2 separate regions of the Homo sapiens genome follow, and region 2 is linked to region 1. A link is an interaction called in ENCODE POLR2A ChIA-PET data of the cell type or tissue named here. Cell type or tissue: Panc1. All regions are shown on one strand.

Region 1 (8,000 bases):
AATGATGGGATGGCCGTGAGAAGAGAAGTAAGTTGTGGCCAGGCAGACATGATGGAAGCCGGAAGTTACAGAGAATGGAGAGAGAGAAAAGGAGAGCTAGAGAAGACGGTTCATTGCACTGATATATTTTAAAAGAAAATAGGCGAGGCTGAGGCGGGTGGATCATGAGGTGATCGAGACTATCCTGGCTAACACGGTGAAAGCCCATCTCTACTAAAAATACAAAAAAACAATTAGCCGGGCGTGGTGGCGGGCGCCTGTAGTCCCAGCTACTTGGGAGGCTGAGGCAAGAGAATGGCGTGAACCCGGGAGGCAGAGCTTGCAGTGAGCCGAGATTGCGCCACTCCACTCCAGCCTGGGCAACAGAGTGGGGAGACTCTGTCTCAAAAAAAAAAAAAAAAAAAAAAAAGGCATGTACACACATATAATTTCAAGAAAAAGGGAAAATCTTGTTGCTTGGTTTTTAAAGTGTGGCAAGATGAAATTCTCAAGTAATTGCACAGTGTTTCCTTCAGGCATTCCTTTCCTTTCTGGTTTCTTGCTTTCTGAACTCATAGCAGAGGCAGTGGCCTTGAGTATCAAAGATCAAGCTCATTAAGATATCATTTTGTCCAAACATGTGCCTTTGCACATCAAGATTAGGCACCTAAGGGACTCACAGAACAAGAGTCAGGCCATAAACGACTTGAGAGAATGTAAGATGACATGAGTACAGTGTTCTAACCTGAACAGATATAAACATTCAGCCAGCTGTGAAGGGAATACTCAGAGGGCAGGCCTGGGGATCAGAAGCTGGGAGCCTAGATCTCTGCTGCTCTCTCCCCAAAGTTGAGCCCCAGAACAAAGGGTTCCATAAAGAACCAAAAGAGGTTTGGGGGTGGCCACCAGAGAACAGACTTGTATCTTGCTTCTCGGGTGAGATTTAAGATGGTGGTGACACCCACTCAAAAGCCCCCATTTCAACATCATGCTGGCCTTCAGAGAGGAGACAAGGTGGGAACCTAATTAGGCATAGCTCATAAATGCTTCCAATGACACAAAGATATGACAGTAATAGAGGAGACAGCATATTTAGACATACATACAGCTACAAAGATATAGAGATATTCGAATCAAAAAGGAAAAAAAAAAGAGAGGGCCTAAGAAAGTAGCCACTCACCCTGAATTGTTCACCCACCTAGTGGGCAGTAAGAGAGTGTCTCTTCTTTTCCTCAGTTTCCAAGAAGAACAAGGAATTAGCTGAGCAGTTGGTGGACCTGACATGAACACATTCATAGTCAAGACAAGCAGTACATGAAAGGAATTTCACGGTCCAGTGACTAGAGAAGAATGGTAACCATGGACAGATCAGCTGTAGACATAACAGGGATACATGATCTAAGAGCAAAGAAATGTTTGCATATCAGTGGAAACCATTGGGATTGGACGCCAATGACGTGAACCACATGTCCCTTCCCCAGTGTCATATAACCATCCTGGAACCAAAGCAAAGGGAGGCAGAAGGTATCCATGAGGGTATCTTGAATAGATAAATATTTTCCCAAAAGGAACTAACAAAAAACAGAAAGTGACATGCTTCATGTTGTTTTATTTTTTTTATTTTTATTTTTTTGCCATGAGAGGGTATGGGGCCAAAAGGCAACTTTAGTGCACCTATAGAGAAACTTTTCTATCATATTTTTGCATGCCTGAGTCACACAATTTATGAAATATGCCCTACCATAATAGCAGTACTTTGGTTGGACACAGGTGGAATTTATGTATTTCCAACCCATGTGGCTACCCTCTTGTAGATATATAAAGGATATACCATGTGTGTACACTTCAAGAGAAAAAAAAAAGGTGCTCTCATTTCTTACCATTTTAACGGAAAACTTTTAACTTAAAATGCTCACCCATGTCCATATTTACATATTTAAACATGCCATGTGAAAACATTTGAAAAGTATTATTTTTATTCCTCCTCCAAATTAGAAATATTATGAGGAATCTATTATTTCTTGCTACAGTACCATTTAAAGAGCTATAATTTCCAACTAACTCTACCATAGTAGTGACTGGATACTCATGCTGGGTAAATCAGACCATATAATTAGTGTGATATTAAATTATTATAAAAGTATATATGTGGTTATCTTGTTACATATCTGTCCTTGCATTATGTAGTTACTAGGTTATACACATGTGTAATCCCATTGTGTAATGTATATAGCATCAATATGTTTCAGATGCATGGAATCAAATAGTCCCAGCATTTAAAACTTGGAACAACTCTAGAAATGATCCAGCTCAACAATATCCTTACACAAATGATTGAGCTGAAGCCAAGAGAAGTTAAATAATCTACACAGTCACATTGTCTCCATTAATGCTGCAGCTAAAATGAGACCCCTGGAATAGCACTGCTCTGATAACTTTAATTAATTTCAAGGTTAATATGCTTCATAAATTGGTATATCAGTTAAGACACCTTAAGCAGCAAATAACTAAAAATGCAATTGAAAATGGTTAAATGATAAGGAAAATGTATTATCTTGAATAACAGGGAGCATGAAGGTATAGTAATTCCAGGGTTAGTTAACTCTATGGTTCAATCACATCATCAAAGGCCTGGATTTCTTTCCATCTTTCTGTTCTCTCATCCTCAGGCTGTCCTTAGATGACTCCCCTTATGGTCATGGGACAACTGCAGCAGTACGTACAGGCACCTCAAGAGCTAGCACAAAAAGAAGGCAACTCTAAGTGTTGCTTTACGAGAACAAAGGCTGTTTCCTGGAAGTACATCCAGAAGACTCACCTGAGTTTCTTGTTGACCAGAGCTACATCCGGTGCTCATGGAACAGGACACCCATAAGAGGCTTAATCAGGACATTAGACAAAGAAATGTGTCCAGCTTCCCCTAAAGTATATGGCCACTCTTAGAAATGTGGATACCTGCAGGAATTAAGAGTCAAGGATGAAAGGGAAAGAAGAAGAAATAATTGGAAAGCAACCAGTAGTGCCTGTCACAGCTGGAGCATGTTCCTAGGTGTAAATCAAATTTGGCTCTCAACAGTACAGAGGAGTATTCCCATGATCAAACTGAAAATCCTTAATAAAGCAAAGAACTATTTCATTAATCATGTGTCCTTAATATAAACCCAGATCATCATATATAAGATTTATTTAAAAAGCACAACTAAAAAAGCACAATTTATTCAGTTGGTTACAATCTACATCAAAGTAACAAACTTTGGGAATTTTTCCTCTAAATTATCCCTTGGCAATTAACAACCTTATTAATTAGAAACTGTTAACACTCCACAGATGAGAAAATTTAGGCTCAGATAAACTGACATTTGTGATTCTCAAAGTATGGTCTCTGGATCAACAGTATTAACACCATCTGGAAACATTAAAAATGCAAATTTGGGGCTCTATCTCAGACCCACTTAATCACAATCTTTGAGAACAGCGCCTTGTAATCCATGGTTCAGCAAGCCTTCCAGGTGATTCTAATACACTAACAAGTTTAAGAACCACTGCCCCAAGTAGCAATTGGATTTGAACACAGGTTGTCTCATTTCCACAGCCTGTTCATTTAATCAGTTTGCTAAACTGCCTCCCAGTAAACACAGAGAAGCCTAAATAAAACAAATTAAGAGAGAATGTATTATACTTCTCTCCATCATAAAAAAGAAAAATAATGGACTGGGTAGAAAATCAGACTAAAGTAGAAAAAAACAGTACCATTTTCTGTATCCATATTTCACTATTGATCCTATTCGTTGCCATCATAAACATGATCCATGTTAATTATTAAGAAAGGGGTAAATAGTAATAACCTGGCCACCCTATGACCTGATTGCTCTGGCCTTACTCTAGGGTGTCAAGCTGAGAGGTGTGGAGGGTAGAATTCTTAAGCAAACTAGACCCTTCAATTAACGGAAGAACTTCTTTTGATAATTTTATATTTAAATGATCTGATGCAGAATTAGATGAAAGTAATGAATCATGAGACAGCCGTGGGTTACTTGAATAGATATTTTTATAATAATTACAGGCATACACAACACCAAATTCTTGAAATTATATTGCCTTGTGTTACAAAGAGCTCATTCTTCCTATAATGGCATCTTGATAGAATGTGGGTGGGCTGAATAGTTCCCAGGGCATTAGCAAAGCAATGACATAAAGTCATTGTTTTATTTTCTGTAGCTCCTCTGGATAGCTTGAAGGAAATTATGTGACTACTCTACAAATGATGGGTAACTGTGAATTCCAGAGAAATTAGTCAAGGGATCGCATGACATCATAAACTAAGAAAGGACAGAGTTTGAGTCCCATTTCATGCAATCAGGACCCTGCAGTCTATTTTCTTTATACTTTGCAGATGTCTCCTCTGTGAGCTATATAATTATTTTGGCTAAAGTTGTACTCTTCTTACTTTTTCATCCTTTCCATTTTCACGCTGAAATTATGAGAAGTAAACACTCTTTTTAATACTTAATATTACATAGAACAACAGCAAATTGAGAGTTTAGGTGTATACATAACCAACCATTTAGGTTTTATTTAATTGCACATTATCTGCTTATCTGAAAACCAAACTGATATCTATTCAGTGTGATTAGCAACACCCTGGACATGTGAGCTCCACATACACAAGTGACTCTGAGTAAACTACAAAATGCCTTTAAGCCCCACTTAACCCAGTAACTGACTCACAGATAGTAACCAATGTGTGTGTATTATGGTTTTTGTTCTTTTCTCATTGCTCATTGTCATGGTAAAAATAATTTGAAAAATATACAGTTGGCATGCATTTTAAAAAGTTTTTGGACAAATATTCTCTGAGAAGTTCTGTCACTTTTAGAACATTTTTAGAAGAGTCTGACTTTTAACAAAAATGATAAGTGTCAGAGCAAAACTTGTATATTAATCACCATATACTCAAGAATGAGTATAGTATATAATGTTTAAAAAAATGTGAACAACTAAATTAGCTTATCTGAAATTAATTGCTTTTGAGGAACTGTACTAGAATACTCTTTTATGTTTTAAATATAGAATCACAGATTTTCTTTATAGTTGTAGATCTAGATGTTTCTTTTTGCCAATTTTTTTTTTTTTTTTTTTTTTTTTTGGAGACAGAGTTTCACTCTTGTCGCCCAGGCTGGAGTACAATGGCACGATCTCAGCTCTCTGCAACCTCCGCCTCCCAGGCTCAAGAGATTCTACTGCCTCAGCCTCCCGAGTAGCTGGGATTACAGGCATGGGCCACCACGGAAGGCTAATATTCTATTTTTAGTAGAGATGGGGTTTCACCATGTTGGCCAGACTCCTGACCTCAGGTGATCCACCTGCCTCAGCCTCCCAAAGTGCTGGGATTACAGGTGTGAGCCACAGTGCCCAGCTTGCCAAATGTTTTCTAAGCAAGATATGTTAATTGCTTTTTTTTTTTTTTTTGAGACGGAATCTCGCTCTGTCACCAGGCTGGAATGCAGTGGCGCAATCTTGGCTAACTGCAACCTCTGCCTCCCAGGTTCAAGTGATTCCCCTGCCTCAGCCTCCCAAGTAACTGGAACTACAGGTGTGCACCACCACGCCCAGCTAATTTTTTGTATTTTAGTAGAGATGGGGTTTCACCATGTTGGCCAGGATTGTCTCAATCTCCTGACCTCGTGATCTGCCTCGGCCTCCCAAAATGCTGGGATTACAGGCGTGAGCCACTGCGCTCGGCCTGCTTTTTTAAATTGTAGCATTTTGCAACATTTTTTTATTTTATGAAGACCTGAAATGGAAAACACTCCAAAGATAACATTGACATTACAAGTGCATTTTTAACCGGCATACTGGCTAACTCTAGATATGCCTTGTATGCCTAGACCTACACAGCTGGTTGTTTAGAATTAGGCTGAGATTGTAGGTTCTACTTTATATCCCTAATTACTTCTCTCCCCCCAGATTGGCAAACTCATTTAGTCTAAAATGTCACCTTGGCAATGAATGAGGTGGGAGGGTTTGAAAAGCTCCGTGGTCACAGCCAAAATGCTGCCTCCAAGAGTTTGTACTTTTTCAATCACTCGGGATTTTTATACTGTGCATTTTAGGGCAGGACATTTTAAAAACAAAACCAGGTTGTTTTCTTTTCTCAGGATTACATGAGGGGTATTATAAATACTTAACCTTGGTAACTGTGGGTTCTCAACCAATGTGCCAAGGATTCGTTTTAGGCTGAAATGATTTTGTGAAGTATCATCACAGGACAATGACGAATATTAATCACCTCTAGTTAAAATAAAGAATGCCATGAAATTAACTGTGATATTTAAGCTTAACTTCTTTAAAAACTTTTCTAGATATTCACTGGAATTTATCAGAATGAATCAAATAAATTCAACAAACTCAACAAGATTGATGTGATGGTTAATTTTCTGGGTCGACTTGAACAGCCATGGGGCACGCAGATATTTGGTGAAACATTATTTCTGGGTATGTCTGTGACTGTGTTTCTAGATGAGCATTTGAGTCTGTGAGTACAGCAGACTGCCCTCCCTAATGCGGGTGGGTATGAATCGAACAAAAAGGCAGAGAAAGACACAATTTGTTTTCACTACCTGACTGTTTGAGCTGGAACATCAGTCTTTTCCTGCCCTTGGACTGGATTTACACCATCAGCACTCCTGGTTCCCAGGTCTTCGGATCTGGACAGTGTTTATGCCATCAGCACTCTTGGTTCCCAGGCCTTTGGATTTGGACAGGGCTTACACCATCAGCACTCCTGGTTCCCAGGCCTTTGGATTTGAACAGGGTTTATACCATCAGCACTCCTGGTTCCCAGGCCTTCGGATTTGGACAGGGTTTATACCATCAGCACTCCTGATTCCCAGGCCTTAGGATTTGGACGGGGTTTATACCATCAGCACTCCTGGTTCCCACGCCTTAGGATTTGGACACGGTTTACACCATCAGCACTCCTTGTTCCCAGGTCTTTGGATTTGGACAGAGCTTACACCATCAGCACTCCTGGTTCTCAGGCCTTTGGATCTGGAGAGGGTTTACACCATCAGCACTCCTGGTTCCCAGGTCTTTGGATTTGGACAGAGCTTACACCATCAGCACTCCTGGTTCCCACGCCTTAGGATTTGGACACGGTTTACACCATCAGCACTCCTCGTTCCCAGGTCTTTGGATTTGGACAGAGCTTACACCATCAGCACTCCTGGTTCTCAGGCCTTTGGATCTGGAGAGGGTTTACACCATCAGCACTCCTGGTTCCCAGGTTTTCCTGGGTCCCCATCTTGCAGACAGCAGAGTTTGGGACTTCTCAGCCTCCATAATTATGTGAGCCAGTTACTTATAATAAGGTCTACTTATTATATCTAATAGTTCCAACTTTTAACTTCATAGTTAACTAATAAGTAGTTCACTTTCATTTTAATTAATGCACTTTTTCCTAATACAAAAAAAGTATACTTTTTTCTTAATACAAAAAGCAGAAAGTAAAAACTCATAATCCCACCGTCTGGAGGTAACATTTATTAACATGTTGTTTTTATACTAACACCGATACATATACATCTTTAATGGAAACAATCTTACATAGATGCTGGTTTTAGACGTTTATCAATGCCTTTTTTGTAAACTTTTTATTGAAGTATTGACATACATACAAAAAAGTGTACAATTCGAAGTAAACATACCCATGTATATTTCAAGAAACAGAACACTGCCAGTATCCATGAAGCCCTGGCAGGCCTACTCTCCGTTACTACCCTCCCCCAAGAGTAGTCCTCAACCAAATATGTAACATCATAAATTTCCTTTGTGTGTTTCAGACTTTTGTACAGTTGGAATCGTGCACTGTGTATTCTTACATACCTCACTTTTTTCTTTGCTCGATATTTTGTTTGTGAGTTTATCTAGTTGCTGTGTGAGGTTGCAGTTGATTTCTTTCTATTACGGTATAGAATTCCATTGTTGTACCTACTGTTTTTAACTGACGGTTTACCTAATTA
Region 2 (8,000 bases), 82 kb before region 1:
TGTATTATTCATTCATGTTATAACAGCATGTTATAACATATGACAGGATGTCCTTTATTAATGTTGAATAATATTCCATATATTATATATGGTATATTACATATATTATTATATATATTACCATATATATACCATAGTACCATATATATACCATAGTACCATATATACATATATTATATATGGTAAATGATAGAGTTTACATATATATTATATTTATGGTAAATGATAGAGTTTACATTGTAAAGTATATATTCAGCTATTCTCTAAATATAATTTCACCATCTTTTAAAGATGTTTTGAAGGGACAGATATTCATGTTATTGTACGTAGATGCTCAAACTAGGTAGACTTTTGAGTACTCAGAATGGGCACAGCTAGATGAGCAGCTCCTGCATTCAGAGTTCTTTCCAGTTGTTCTATGTGCAACATCAGCGTGTACATTATTTTGATCCACAGACCCTTATACATAAATTCAAGCACCTGAAAATTACACCCTAAGCCAAGGATGGAAAGTTGACCTCATCTTGCAACTAACACCAATCCATTGGTGTGGCTGCCATGTGGGTTGTGTTAAGAGGAGTTCAGATGCTATGCCTGGGTGCATTGGAAAAGAAAGTAATATGATTCATTTCTGCCATGTATAAAAAAAGGGGACAGTGACAAGCATATGTGCCTTTATTTGCCATCTCTGTTTTAGATTCCAGCAGCAATTTCAAGCTTGGAAACATACTAACTAGGGGTGTGCTGCAGAAATCAGTGAGGGATGGGCCTATGATCAGTGTGACAAGATATATTCAAAAATTGCTATTGTATAAATTTTTAATCATGCTGTATAATTTATTTTGAAATTACAAATAACACGAAAAAAGATAAGAGCTTTTGTGCTTGATGAAAGAAGGCAATGCATTTTAAAATTCTGAGAAACACTGCCCTAGTCTATAAATTCATAAATAACTTCTTCTACCTTGGCCAATAAATATAATTTGGTCTAATAAACATTACTTAAACCTATTTATGCAAGCCACTGTACTAGACACTCTGGGCAGTTCCCACAATCAAAGGTTTATAATTGCCAAATTAAATGCACATTCATGTACTTTTTTTCCATCTTGCAAAACTGAAACTGTATACCCATTGAACAACTCCCCTCTTCTCCCTCCCTCAACCACTGGCAACCACCATTCAACTTTCTGTTTCTAAGAGTTTGACTACTATAGATACCTCATGTAAGTAGAATCATATAGTATTTGTCATTTTGTGACTGGCTTCTTTTGTGTAGCATAATATCCTTAAGGTTCATTCATGTTATACCATATGATAGGATGTCCTTTATTAAGGTTGAGTAATATTCCATTGTATGTGTCTACCACATTTTCTTTATCCATTAATCTTTCAGTATACATCTAGTTTGCTTACACCACTTGGCTATTATGAATAATGCTGCATCAATGTGCAAATATCTCTTTAAGATACTGTTTTCAATTATTTTGGATAAATACCCAGAAGGATTTCTAGATTATATGTTAATCCTAGTTTTAATATTTTGAGGAACTTCAATAATATTTTCCATAGTAGCCGCACCATTTTACACGCCCACTAACAGTGCATAAGGTTTTCAATTTCTCCATATCCTCACCAACAATTTTCAGGTTTAGTGGCTGGGGTTACAGGTACCCGCCACCATGCCCAGCTAATTTTTTTGTATTTTTAGTAGAGACAGGGTTTCACCATCTTGGCCAGGCTGGTCTTGAACTCCTGACCTCGTGATCCACCCGCCTTGGCCTCCCAAAGTGCTGAGATTACAGGCGTGAGCCACCATGCCCAGCCTTCTCTTTTTTTTATAGTGGCCATCCTAACGAATATGAGGTGATATCTCATTGTGGTTTTAATTTGTGTTTCCCTGATGAAAAGTGATGAGTATCTTTTCACATGCTGTTGTCCATTTGTAGACCTTCTTTGGAGAAATGTCTATTGAAGTCCTTTGCCCATTTTTAATTGGATTGTTTCCTGTTGTTGTTGAGTTGTAGGAGTTCTTTACATAGTCTGAATATTAATTTAATATATCAGATGTGCAGTTTGCAAATATTTTCTCTCATTCAGTTGCTTTTTTTCACTCTGTTTACTGTTTCCTTTGCTGCACAGAAGTTTTTGAGTTTGATGTAGTCCCATTTGTCTATTTTTACTTTTGTTGCCTGTGCTTTTGGTGTGATATGCAAAAAAAAATTGCCAAATCCAACATTAGAAGCATTTCCTCTGTATTTTTTTCCAGGAGTTTTGTAGTTTCAGGTCTCATGTTTAGGTCTCTAATTCATTTTAGGTAATGTTTGTATATAGTATATAGTTAAGAGCCTGACTTTATTTTTTGTAGGTAGATATCCAGTTTTCCCAACACCATTTGTTGAAGAGATTATACTTTCCCCACTGTGTACCCTTTTGAAGATAATTTGATGATAAATGTGAGGGTTTATTTCTAGGCTATCTATTATGTTCCTTTGGTCTATACCTCTGTCTTTATACCAGTACCATACTGTTTTAATTACTGTGGACTTATAATATGTTTTGAAATCAGAAAGTTTGAGGCTTCCCCCTTCGTTTTTCTTTCACAATATTGTTTCATTTATTTGTGGTCCTTTGCAATTCCGTTAAAATTTTAGGATAGTTTTCGCTATTCCTACCAAAAAAAAAAGTGGTTGGGATTTTGATAGGGATTGCATTAAGTCTGTAAATCACTTTGGGTAGTATGGACATTTAAGCAATATTAACTCTTCCAATTCATGGAAACAAGATATAATTTTCATTTATTTGTGCATTATTTAATTTATTCTGCAACGTTTTATACTTTTCAGAGTACCTGCTTTCTTCCCCCTTGGCTAAGTATATTCCTAAGTATTTCATTCTTTTTGATGTTTGTAAATGGGGTTATTTACTTAGTTTGCTTTTCATTTTTTTCATTGTGGGTATGTAGAAACGCAACTGATTTTTGCGTACTGATTTTGTATCCTGCAACTTTACTGAACTGGTTTATTCTAACAGGTTTCTTAGGGAAATCTTTAGGGTTCTCTACATGTAAAATCATGTCTTCTATGAACAGAGATCATTTTACTTCTTCTTTTCTAGTTTGGATTTCTTCCATTTCTTTTTCCTGCCCAATTGCTCTGGTGAAGGCTTCCAATACTACATTGAACAGAAGTGGTGAGAGTAGGCATTTTTGCCTTGTTCCTGAACTTAGAGGTAAGTGCACCTCTAAGTTTTGTTACCATTGGTGTATGATGTTAGCTGTGGGCTTTTCATATATGGCCTTTATTATCTTTAGGTAATTTCCTTTCATTCCTAGTTTGTTAACTGTTTTCATCATGAGTGGATGTTAATTTTGTCAAATGCTTTTCCTGCATCAATTGAGATAATCACATAATTGTGTCTTTCATTCTGTTAACATGGTGCATTACACTGATTTATTTTCATGTGTGAAACCACCCTTGTATTCCAGTAATAAATTCCATTAGGCCATGGTGTATAATCCTTTTAATGTGTTGTCGAATTCTGTTTGCTAGTATTTTGTTGAGGATTTTTGCATTAATATCTATCACAGCGATATTGGTCTGTAGTTTTCCTTTCTTGCAGTATCTTTGTCTGATTTTGGTATCAGAGGAATACTGGCCTCATAAAATGAATTAAGAAGTGTTCCATTTCTTGGAATAGTTTGGGAAGGACTGGTGTTAATTCCTTTTTTAAATGTTTGGTGGAATTCTGTAGCAAAGCCCTCTGGTGCTGAGTCTTTCTTTGTTGGGAGGTTTCTGATTACTGATCTGATCTTATTAGTTATAGATCTGTTTAGATTTTTATTTCTTCATGACTCAGACTTGGTAAATTGTATGGTCCTATTATCTTTTTTTAGCTTATCCAATTTGTTAGAATATATCTGTTTATATTAGTTTCTTGTGATCCATTTTATTTTTATGGCTTCAGTTATAATGTCTCCTCTTTCCTTTCTAATTTTTGTTATATGAATCTTTTCTCTATTTTTCTTAATCTAGCCAAGGATTTCTCAATTTGGTCAACTTAAAAAAAAAAAGTCTTAGGTTTTTTTTTTTTTTAATTTTATCTAATGTTTTTTCATTCTCTACTTCGTTTTTTCTGCTTTAATCTTTTTTATTTCCTTTCTTCTGTTAATTTTGGGTTTAGTTTGTTGATATTTTTCTATCCTTTGAGGCATAAAGTTAGGTGGCTGATCTGAGATCTTTTCTTTTTTCAACGTACTCATTTATTACATGAAACGTACTCATTTATCAAATGAAAATATAAACCTCACTTTTAGTACTATTTTTGTTGCATCCCATAAATATTGGTGTGTTGTGTTTTCATTTTCATTTGTTCTCAAGATATTTCTAATTTCCCTTATGAATTCTTCCTTGACAAATTGGATGTTTAATTTCCATTTCATGTAATTTTTTGTTAAAGAAATAGTTCTGTTAGAGATAGTTATTAGAGCATGCCCAAAATAAAAAAGAGATACAAAGAGTTTTGATACTATCCAAGTAATGTGAAAATTCAGGCACCTTATAGACAAGTAAATTTAGTATACCTAGCCCTGGGATTTTATGACAAAAGCTGTAAATCTTTACAAAGGAACCTTCTCCTCTAATATTATTTCTCCTAGATATTTGTAATATACCTAAAAGAAACAATCCCTGCTTCATCTTTGTCTGTCTTGTTCTAAGTGGCTCCATGGTTCAGATCCTAGTCTCATTATCACCTCTGAATCAACAGTTTCTTATCCTGTCCAGATTATTTGCTACCCACTAACTAAAGACCCATGGTCTCTGGCTACAGCATGATTTTTGAGAGCTAGAGTTTTATCAGAGCTTATGAGCTTATGGTTTTCTGTTTCTAAATTAAAGAATATGAGACATATAATTTTCAGTGTCCATTTTCTAGAAGGAGGAATAAGATAATTTGTAGTATTTGCTTCTGTGTAATAGCCACTTACATACTGAATATATATAGTTAACAATACCCAATTAGCAGTCAAATAGAATTCCAAGCAATCCATAGAGAGATGTAAAGTTTTTCTTTATAATGATCATAATACCATTTGCATTTATTATTTCCACTTATTGATTTATGCAATTTTCATAAAATCTTAGTGAAAAATGCAGGGTTATATCTTAAACACTCAGCATATGTAGATGTAATATTTGTTGTGTTAACTTTTGAAACAAGCCCTAAATTCTGTGACTTGAAGTAACTGGCAATTGTGCTGACACATAAATTTCAATAGTATGCCCTATAAGCCTGGCTTGTTGGAACAAGCAGCATATGCTACAGTGAGCCAGGGAGCATGAGGGATACTAGATAAGAGTAAATATCTAAATACAAAGGCCAGGTGAGGTGGCTCATGCCTGTAACTCCAGCACTTTGGGAGGCTGTGGTGGGCAAATTGCTTGCTCTCAGGAGTTTGAGACCAGCCTGGACAACATGGCGAAAGCCCCTCTCTACTAAAAATACAAAAATTAGCCAGGCATGGTGGCATGCCCCTGTAGTCTCAATTACTCAGGAAGCCGAGGCATGAGAATCGCTTCAATCCAGGAGGTGGAAGTTGCAGTGAGCCGAGATTGCGCCACTACACTCCAGCCTAGGTGACAGAGAAAGACTCTGTCTCAAAAAAAAAAAAAGAAAAAAGACAACCACAAAATACTGGCAATCAAAATTCAGCAATAAATGAAAATACAACACAACATAGCTGCACTGGATTTATCCAGAAGTACATATTAATTTAATATTAGAAAAATAATTAATTACATTAATTATATGTTATATAATTATCCTGATAGAAAAAAGAAAAATATTTGATACAATTTAACTTGCAATTATGATTGAAAAAAAACCTCTAAGCAAACCAAGAATAATGGAAAACTTTCCTAATTTATCAAAGAGCATCTATAGAAAAATCTATAAACATCCTACTTAATGATAAAACACTGCAAGCACTCACCTTACTTTCAAACAAAAAAAAAAGAAATAGATTTCTATTCAATATGGATCCTATCCAGCATTGCAAAGCAAGAATAATAAATAAAAGGCATGAAAACAAGAATGGAAGAAAATAAAAACTGTCATTAGTCGTAGACAATATGAGTGTCCACATTAAAAAATAGGAAAGAATATACAAGGAAATTATTAAAATTAATTGGAAAGTAAATTAAATTGCTAGGTCAAAAAATCAGTACATTGAAATTAATTACATTTGTATATACCAGAAATAAATGTTTAAAATAGATAATTTTAATGAGTAACATCAAAAATAGCATCTAAAAAGTTAATAAAATGGCTAAGACAAACAACAAAAAACGTATAAGGTCTTTGTAGTAATTTCTATAATTTTAGTGAAGGAAATTAAGAAAAACATATATAAATGGAGAGATATACCATGTTCATTGATTAGAAGACTAAATATTGTAAGTCAATTCTGGCACAACTTACTGATAACTCACTAAAATCGCAATCAAATTCTGACAAGCTTTGTGTATGTGCATGTGTATGTGTAAGTAACTTGGGAAGCTGATTTAAAATTGATATGGAAAGAGCCAAGAATAGCCAAGAAACTCATCAAAGGAAACGAGATGGGAGGCCCTTATCTTACAAGATATTCTGCATTACTAGAATGCTATTAATTAGGAAAGGATTATATCAGAGCAGGAATTTAAAAAAAAAATGACCAATTGAACAGAACAGACAATCCAGAAATATGTTGAGAACCAAAACCTTTTACTTTCATGCTTCAAGCATGAAGTGTGGACACTGAGAACTGAAACCACACCTTATTGCCCATATGAATATGACTGTGCTATTTCACTATTTTCGTAGCATTTCTTTACTATTCCATGACTGTCCTGTCAAAGCAAATGGTTTTATTGTTTATCACAAGAATGTTACAAAAGACTCAACAACTCTTCCATGGAAAACATCAGCAGTTTACACCCTGAGATGCGTTGAATTCCTGACCTCAAAATCCCCTCTTTACTTTTCCCACCAGTCCTCAAGTGTCATGATTCTTACCTACTACTAAACAAGTCCTCACAGTAAAAGGCAAGTCTTAAATCACACTTCCATTTCTCAATAAATTTTGACCTTACTTTCCCCACTCTAGGATGTTGCCAGTATTTTGTGAAGTTATGTTCTCTTTTAACACACTATGCAATAAACTCAACTTTGTCTCTTGGTAATACCGGAGGAGGCCAATTTAAACAACATGTACATTTATACAGAAACTTAATTTATGTCAGAGCTGGAGCAGAAGATCAGTGAGGAACAAAATTATTGACTTTCAATACAAAGTGCTGAAATAATTAATTTCATCATTATAGAAAACTGAAAACTTGGGCCCATGTCTACCATGTACGATAATCAATTTCAAAGGATATTAAAGACTTATGTGCAGAAAGTAAAACTATAAAAATGTTAGAAGACAATATAGAATATTTTTATGATCTCCAGATAAGTTATTTAAACAAGATACAATAAGCCCAACACATAAAGAACAAGATTGATGAATTTAATTTTATTAAGATTAAAAATTCTAGTTTATCAAAATATAAAGAAAATGAAAAGGCAAACCATAAATTTAGAGAAGAAAGTTAACAGCACAAATAACACAAAAAATTAAAATTGAGAATACAGAAATAACTCCTACTCTTCAGTAAAAAAGAAAACAAACCAATTAAAAAAGAAACCCACTTAGCAGGAGAAGAAATAATAAATAGGCACTTAATAGGAGAGAAAAATACACATTAAAGATGCTCAATTTTACTTGTAATAAGAAAAACACAAATTTATACCAAGAAATCATTTTACACATACCAGATTAGCAAAAATTTACAAGTCAGATATTATCAAATATTGGCAAGGATATAGACTAGGAATCATAGCATACAATTTGGCTTGCAAATAGGTAGAATTTCTTTGGAAAATCATTTGATGTTATTTGACATATAGCATAATTG

The links. ChIA-PET counts read pairs that join two places held together with the same protein. Peaks named below come from ENCODE experiments on the same cell type or tissue, not always from the same donor. Only the 100,000 strongest peaks of a DNase experiment are listed, where the experiment ranks them.
Region 2: POLR2A ChIA-PET joins it to region 1 with 13 read pairs; 3 of 35 experiments call an interaction of 5 or more read pairs at or near these places.

The regions. Positions count from the first base shown.
Region 1 is chr5:125,131,072-125,139,071 of GRCh38, reverse strand. All of the region lies in intron 2 of LOC101927421 (a long non-coding RNA gene), which reads right to left. Among named protein-coding and RNA genes, the nearest start is that of LINC02240, 360 kb to the left of the region's middle. In Panc1, no CTCF peak of the experiment used is centred here; a DNase peak (open chromatin) is centred at 4,271; H3K27ac peaks cover 2,679 bases.
Region 2 is chr5:125,213,083-125,221,082 of GRCh38, reverse strand. All of the region lies in intron 4 of LOC101927421 (a long non-coding RNA gene), which reads right to left. Among named protein-coding and RNA genes, the nearest start is that of LINC02240, 280 kb to the left of the region's middle. In Panc1, no CTCF peak of the experiment used is centred here; no DNase peak of the experiment used is centred here.